2 separate regions of the Mus musculus genome follow, and region 2 is linked to region 1. The links are chromatin loops, found by intact Hi-C in ENCODE. Cell type or tissue: left cerebral cortex. All regions are shown on one strand. Region 1 overlaps Mctp1 (multiple C2 domains, transmembrane 1). Region 2 overlaps Mctp1 (multiple C2 domains, transmembrane 1).

Evidence for each region. A loop is a pair of places that touch in the nucleus more often than their neighbours do. Peaks named below come from ENCODE experiments on the same cell type or tissue, not always from the same donor. Only the 100,000 strongest peaks of a DNase experiment are listed, where the experiment ranks them.
Region 2: a loop joins it to region 1, with 4 times the contacts of the local background. A loop is called at or near these places in 27 of 42 quality-filtered maps.

What each region holds. Positions count from the first base shown.
Region 1 is chr13:76,413,770-76,417,769 of GRCm38, forward strand. The region is part of intron 1 of Mctp1 (multiple C2 domains, transmembrane 1); the gene reads left to right. It also overlaps the pseudogene Gm18314. Among named protein-coding and RNA genes, the nearest start is that of Mctp1, 32 kb to the left of the region's middle. In left cerebral cortex, a CTCF peak has its summit at 1,760 (motif pointing right); no DNase peak of the experiment used is centred here.
Region 2 is chr13:76,679,020-76,683,019 of GRCm38, forward strand. All of the region lies in intron 2 of Mctp1 (multiple C2 domains, transmembrane 1), which reads left to right. Among named protein-coding and RNA genes, the nearest start is that of Gm24519, 77 kb to the left of the region's middle. In left cerebral cortex, a CTCF peak has its summit at 2,495 (motif pointing left); a DNase peak (open chromatin) is centred at 2,420.

The DNA.
Region 1 (4,000 bases):
ACAGCCCTCAGACATGTCCCTGTGTTGCAGCCCAGACCAGAGACCTGGTTGTCTTTTGGTGGTAACAAATTTCTGCTGATCCAGAGCCACAGACCAGGCATGGCCCCTGGTGGCAGCACAGGACAGGACTCTACCATGGTCTCAGGTGGCATCACCAGCTACTCACATCAGGCTGATCCTCACTGCCCTTGAGTCTCCAGTTCTGTTTCTCTTCGTTGTGCCTACATCCTTCTGTTCCTCTTCCATTTCTCCACCACTAACTTGCTCCTCTTAGTGGCACCTAGGATCTCTGAGTGTCTGGGATCTTCTCAGGAGTGCTCTCCAGGGTGCTACACCCATTTATGCAGTATGGTGGTGGGCCATCTCCAGCATGTTCTGCTCCCCAGGCCTGTCTAGCACCCCAGGCTAGCACAGTTCCAAAAACAGTCTATGGTTTAAAGTGCTCAGCTTTACAAAATTGACAGAATCATGCTGGGTAGTGGTGCTGAATACATTTAATCTCAGCACACTGGAGACAGAGGCTACTGGATTTCTGTGAGTTTGAAGCCAGCCTGGGCTATAGAGTGAGTTCCAGGATAGCCAGGGCTGCACAGAGAAACCCTGTCTCGAAAGAAAATGAACACAAAAACAAAAACAAAAACAACTACAAAGGAACAAACAAAATTGACAGACCTAATGACAATTTTCATTACTTCTTGTAACTCTTGTGGCAGCATCTTCATTGGCAATATTTCCCAATGAATCATACAGTGACTTCTGATAACTTTTGGTGACTCATTCAGTACCAAACGATGTCCGTATCGACATCATAGTGTAGCTGGAGTGCATCTGTGCAAACACCATGAACTTTTCCCCAAAAGATTGATCTTATACTCTTTCAGAAATATGCCAAATGTGTCAAATATATAATGTATAGTAGTTGTTGTTTCAAGAGGTTTGCAAAAACAAGATTCATCTTTAAAGTTGCCATCATTAATATACTTCACAAAAGCTAGTGACTGGGAACACTTTGCAATGTCTGTAGACTCATCAAGAAGCTGGATACTAAATATTGGAACTGGAACAGATTTCATTCCCCGGATTACCTGATCAAAAGTATCAAGACCAGTCACCTACTCTTCTGTGGACAGAGGAAGGAAGGAAGGAAGGAAGGAAGGAAGGAAGGAAGGAAGGAAGGAAGGAAGGAAGGGAATGGCATTCAAAGGTGTAAAAAATTCATCTCAGATTATAACTCAATGTCTTTGGCTTCTGACAACAGCAAATTCCAGCAATAGTGTGATGCTTCATAGCTCTGGTGATTCTGAGTGCCACCAAATATTAAGCTTCTGTGGCTTAATATGGCTGCTGTGTTGTTTGTGAGACTTGCTGACAGTGTCAAGTTTGGCTATTTTGAATCTGTCAGCTTTCTTCTAAAATTGTTGATATCCTAACCCACAGAGTTTGAATACTTGCTATGAAAATGGTGTTTTAGTTTGTGTGGCTTCATAGATTCTGCTGACAGAACTTCACAACAAATAAAACATTGAAGTTTTTCAATTCCTGTGTAGTTATTGAGGAAAAACCATATTGTAAAAATACTCACTATATATTTTTTAATAATGTTCTCTACACAGTCCATTATCATGGGATTGTTTTCTAATGAAAATAATATAGAAAAGAATAACTTTAATAATACAAAAGATAATACATGGCATAGTTCAGTCAACACAGTCTATTAAACTTTCCTAAGATTTATCATTCTATTTCAGATATACCTGTTATTATCACAAGGGGGCAGTATTAACATCAGCCACAGTTGAATATAAAAAAGACCATTCAGCACCCAGATTGAGTTCTTATGGTGTACACACACACACACACACACACACACACACACACACAATTTTTTGCAGTACTTGATGACTTTACAATACATGATTTTCCATTTACCCAATAATTATAATTTATGACTTCTTATTTTTACATCCAATACTGCTGCTAATCTTCTACACGTGTGACTGATCCACATAAGGACATTATGACTCCAACCTGTGTATTTGTTTGGGATATATGTAATGGGTTTGGCATGACATCATCATGCCAGGTACTCATATGTGTGTATATCTCCTAGAGACAGATAGTGGAGAAGTGCCTCAATTCCTAAGCTCATCAAAAATATATGTTTTCCTATGGTCTTAGGTGACTCCCATGAAAGGGTCATTTGGGCCCCCAAGAAGTTATGACACATGGGTTGAAAGTGCTGTTTCTTGGATGCAGGAAAACGATGAATCTTTTTTTTCAGATCCATTGTTTGTGTCTTTCTATTGGGGAATTAGGACACTTAACATTGAGTTATTTATAAACAATGTTTATTGACACCTTTTATGTTGTGGTGGTGGTATTAGTATTTTGTACCTCTTTTGATGTACTATTCTGGGATTTTTTATTCCTTGTGTGATCGATAATTTTGCTAGGTTTTGGGCTGGTATCTGTCATTTCTCAGAGCTTACAGAACATTTGCTCTGGGCTTTCATCTGACATTTTGGCTTTCAAAGTCAATACAGGTGTTATTCTAATGGACCTGTGTGACTAGGTGTTTTTAGGCTGTAGCTTTTTATAGCTTTCTTTGTTCTGCACATTTAATGTTTGATTATTATGTGTTATGGGAATTTTTGTTTCTGGTCCTATCTTTTTGGTGTCCTCTATATTTCTTAAACCTTGATAGATATCACTTTTTTTAGATTGGGGAAATTTCTGCTATGGTTTTGTTAAAGTATTTTCTGGGCCTTTGACCTGGGTTCTTCTCCTTCCTCTATACCTATGATACATAGGTTTGCTCTTTGTATAGTGCCCACATTTCCCGGATGTGTCATGCATGGAGTTTTTGAGGGGTTTGCTTGTTTGTTTTAACATTTTCTTGAGCTGTCCATTGCTTCTAACTTGTCTTCAAGATTCGACTTTGTCTCTGCCCTGTCTTTGGCTCTGTGAGGCTAATCTCTTAGGTTTTGGTTTAGCATACTAAGACTTTCATTTCTAATTTTTTTGTAGTTTGGGTTTTATTAGTGATTCTATTTCTTTGTTAAATTTTACTTACTGCCTTGAAATATTTTCTTTATTTTTTTTCAGCACTTTGTGTTTTGACAGTCTTCATTAAGGCATTTTTTTCATATCCTCTCTAAGGTCCTTGAACATATTCATAAATGCTGTTTTGAAGTCCTTGTTCCACGCTTGTTAAACTGCTTTTCTCAGGGCCTGTCATAATACAGTTGCTATCTTCTGGAGAGGCACATTGTCTTGACTGCTCATTATTGTGTTTGGGGCTGCGATCTAGGCATCTGGAGTTATCATGTGTGAAGTGTTTCTTGGTACAAATATCTGACCTTGTCTTTGTTGCATGAATGTTTCACTCTTTGCTATTGTCCAGAGTGGATCCTCAAAGAGTATGGAGTCTGTAGGGCTCCTGGTACAGTGTTCCTGCAGGGAGGTGGGTGATACAAAGGCATGGAGATGGGCTAGGAGGAAAGACTTAGTGGCACAGAGAGAATGGGGTGAGGGTGGGGGGCCTTGGCTGAACCAGGAGGTGGAATCCCCATGGAGGGGTGGAGGAGGGGCTCCTGTAGGTAGCTGCAGCATGCTTCATCACAGAACTTTATTGGTCACAATCCTTTTATCATTTAAACTTTTCCTTATTTGAAATGTTTAGTTAACATCTTCTTTCCAGCTGTCAGCCCCTGAGGGGAAGCAGGTTTCCCTGCTGTCTGATCCTCATCTATGATACTTTCATCTACATGCATTTGCATTTTCTCAGTTGAGATTTCCTCTTCTAAAAGGACTCTGAATTATATCAAGATGACATAAAATTAGCCAGCACAGATTTCTTTGGGTTTTTGTCTTCTTAGCCTTGTTTCTAAAACGTTTGGTATGTCAGGGCCTAGTAAATATATTCACTAACAACTCTAAATATGTAAAGTGGGCAGAACAGGAATGAGGAATAGCTAAATGTAAGGAGAGTGGCAGAGAG
Region 2 (4,000 bases), 270 kb after region 1:
GGAATCTTTTGTTTTGGTGAGAATGCCTAATGTGAATTTTACTTCCTTACCAAATTTCTAAGTATACACACATTTTCATCAATTATAGGCACACTACAGTATAGTATACGCAACATACTCTGATTACAAAACCCAACTTCTACTGCTCACCCTCAGGACACAGCTTCTCTGATTCACTGAGGTTATTTAATGACAACTACCTCATATTCATGAAGTGTGTGAAAACATGCTTCCAGGTTTCCTTTTAAAAAGCTTAAATAATCTAATATTACAAGTACATGCCACATTTTTTTTCCTTACTCACCTTTCAGTGCACACCTGGGTTGTATTCATGTCTTGGCTATGGCATGTAGTACTGTAGTGACCATGGGTTATTTCTTCAACTACTCATTTTCAGTTACCCCAAGTGAGTTTGCTAGGCCATATTTTTATATTGTCTCCTTCTCCCGCTTCTCTCCCTCCTCCTCCTTTCTTCCTTTTTCCACCTATTTCTTCTTTGTCGCCTCTATGTTGCTTTCCACAGTAGTGCACCCTCTTCATTCCTGCCCTCAGAGTTCTACAGTTTCAGCCAATTGTTGTTGATAGCTATCCTGAAAATTGTAATGTAGTTTTTCATTGTGCTTTAGATTTATGGTTTTCTGATGATTAATAATGTTTGAGTTGATATATAACTTCGCACATTCGTGTAAATATTTCTTATTTGGAGATATTTCTGAAGGAAGATGAAATATTGTAACTTGTTTAGGAGCCCACGGCCCCGGCCTGAGACTGAGAACAGAGCAGAACAGCCCCCAGGCATGCCAGGGCAGGGCTGTTGTTAAGGCATTCCTAAGAACATCTTGGCTGTAAAGATGAAAAGGTATTCAAGGACAAATAGGGATACATTATCTGGGTTGACACCATCTGGCTGGAACCTCCCCTCAATCCGAGGACAAGCAGGGCTATCTTGTCTGAGTCAGCACCACCTGGCTGGAACCTCCCCCGCTGTCTATTACCCCTTGGCGCCAGGTAAAGCCATACATCAACTGGTTGTTATGTGAACAAAGATAAGCCCCCAGCCCACAGGAACAAAGCCCTGATGCCCCTTCTTGCTGACCTGTAATCTTTCTGTTACTGTTTAAATGAACCAATCCCGTACCTTTGTCAAAATTCCTCGTACTACTAGCCCTTTGCTTCTTTAAAAACCCCTAGCTTCCGAGCCCCAGGGTCGACTCCCCTGCCTCCAATGTGAGGTAAGTGTCGGCCCAGAGCTCTGCCAATAAAGCCTCGTGCGTGTTACAACAAGAGAGGATTCTTGTGTTCGTGGGTGCTTCCTGTCCCTGGACTAGAGTGGGGGGTCCCCTTATTTGGGGTCCTACAATTTCTATTTAAATATTTCACTGGTTAAAAAAAATCAGATTGTTAGTGTTTGCCACCAACTGGTAGAAACTCCTTATTTCTTAAAATACTTCCTCCCTATCTGATATATATTACAAATGTCTTCTTCAATTCTGTAGGCTTTTTATTCTATTCATTGTATCTCTTATGGTACAGAAAATGGTTCAGTTTAATGTAGTTTCTCTTGCATATTTTGACTTTTATTGTCTATACTATATCCAGAACAATATTGCCAAGACCAAGATTGTAATTTTTTTATCCTCTTCCCTATACTTCTTAGTCTCAGTCTTGAGAGTCTAAGTCTTGAGTCAGTTTTGGTCCTTTTATGTATGATATAGGATAAAGCTTGACCACAAAATAGGAAGGGTCTAGTTAAGAAAAATGAAGGAGCAGTCATGAGTGGGAGGGGAATAAGAGACGGCAATTGGGGTGAACCTGTTCATAGCATTGTATACATATATGAAATTGGCAAATTTTAACATTTGTGCAAAAGAAAAGTCCCTAAATTTTAGAAAACAGTGCAGAAGCATGTCTTTATGGCCTTTGGTATTCATAAGCAACAATAATAAAGCAAAACCATTAAAGAATGTTGGCTTCTTTTCTTTTGTATGTGAACATTGAGTTTTTGTATATGGATATTGTAGTTTTCATCAGTGTTCTGGATTTTGAAAGGATGGGTATGTGTGTATACTTTTCTTTATAATGAGAAAGCATAGAAACAATTGATGTCCTTTAAAAGAAACAGTTGGATCATAGAGTTTAGAAAGAAGCACTAGGCATTCTCTAGGTCTACGCTACAATTTTTAAAGCATATATCTGTAATTTTAAAATAAGATTAATGCTTCTAAAAACAAATCCTGAAATGGAAGCTCTGACAGCAGATATAATATATGGATATAATAGGAAAGAAAGTCTGGATTTAGTCTCCATATTCTCTGCCCCTGTCATTTTGTCATCACTGTAAACTATTTTAATGAGGCTTCTGATACAGATAATAACAATCAAGCATATTTTGCTAGAAAAAGCCTGGGAACTCAGAGACATGAAGTACAGCCACACTGACTTAGTTTTGACAACAGCAGCAGACTGGACAGGAATTTGGTAAACATGACTGCCACCTTGTGGTTTAATGAAATATTACAACAAAATAGAACTTGGGCTTTAGTCATTTTTCTGAGATTTAAAACATTATTATTATTATTATTATTATTATTATTATTATTATTATTATTATTATTATTATTATATTACCTTCTTCTCCTCCTCTTCCTCCTCTACTCCCCCTTCTTCTTTTTCTTCTTTTTCCTCCTCCTCCTCCTCCTCCTCCTCCTCCTCGTCTTCTTCTTCTTCTTCTTCTTCTTCTTCTTCTTCTTCTTCTTCTTCTTCTTCTTCTTCTTCTTCTTCTTCTTCTTCTTCTTCTTCTTCCTCTTCACCATCATATCCCTACTAAGAGCTTATTGTCAATTATTGGCTTGGAAATACTTTGAATTCCAAAATGCTAGAAGACTTAATAACTGGAGATTCTGTAGAAAATAATAACTTCCCACATCCTGTAAAAATGCATTATAAGATTGAACAAGCTCTCATTTTTTCAGGAGTTATCTAATAATTATGAGTTCCAAAAGATGCATCTCAGAAAGTTAACTCCCATCCCTCCTCGTTTTGACAGCACAAATCATAAGGGGCCAAGCCTTGCAGACTAGGACGGGATGCTTTCTTCTAAAGCACCATTTTCTACATGTGCCTGACTGTAGAGCTTATCTGAAAACTATAGTAGCTCGTGATATCACTGACAATGTTTTCCTGAGTTAAGCCTTACATAGACTTCCAAACATAGATGATAAGCGCATTGTGTATGAATATTTTACTGAACTGAGCTGGAGAAAATAAGATCCCCCATTCTGCATATTGAAATCACAAGCAATGAAGGTTTAGAACTATTAATGTCTATCAATCATCTAAACACAGACTAGATTATGGTTATTACTAGGGGATGAAGAGGCGATGTTCAATGATTGCTGGGATTGTACATAGCATAATTATATGCAGCATAATTGTATATAGCATTGTAGCTAAACATGCTATTATGTATTTTTAAATACTTCAAGGAAAGGAAAGATTATTTTATATATTCTTACTACAAATAATATTAAAAGCTGTACTGGAGAAAGCTTTGGAAAAGTGATGGATATGTTATGCCCTTGAGGGCAATGGTGATGTTCTGTGTTCTGTTGAGTTTTATACATTATACATTACATTTTCAAGTATGGGATATACTTTATGTTTTTCAAACAGTTAAATATATTGGCAAATGCTAAAGTTAAAAATGCAGAGAGATAAATGTTGGGCTATCTATTTTTCCCTAGACTCTGTCATGCAGCAAATCCTGACTCTCACAGAGATCTTATCCAATGGCAGAAAAGTACACAGTAACCAAGAAGATATTCAAATTGGAAATGTGGACATGCAAATTTATCTTCCACAACACATGTAAATTGAAACTTTATTCAGATGGGACATTGAGGAAGGTAATTTTTAAATGAATTTGGAGAATCAGAAAGCATCAGTCAGGCGAAGGAAAATAAGAGATAGGAAGTTGCAGGACTTGAAGAAGGTAAGCTTG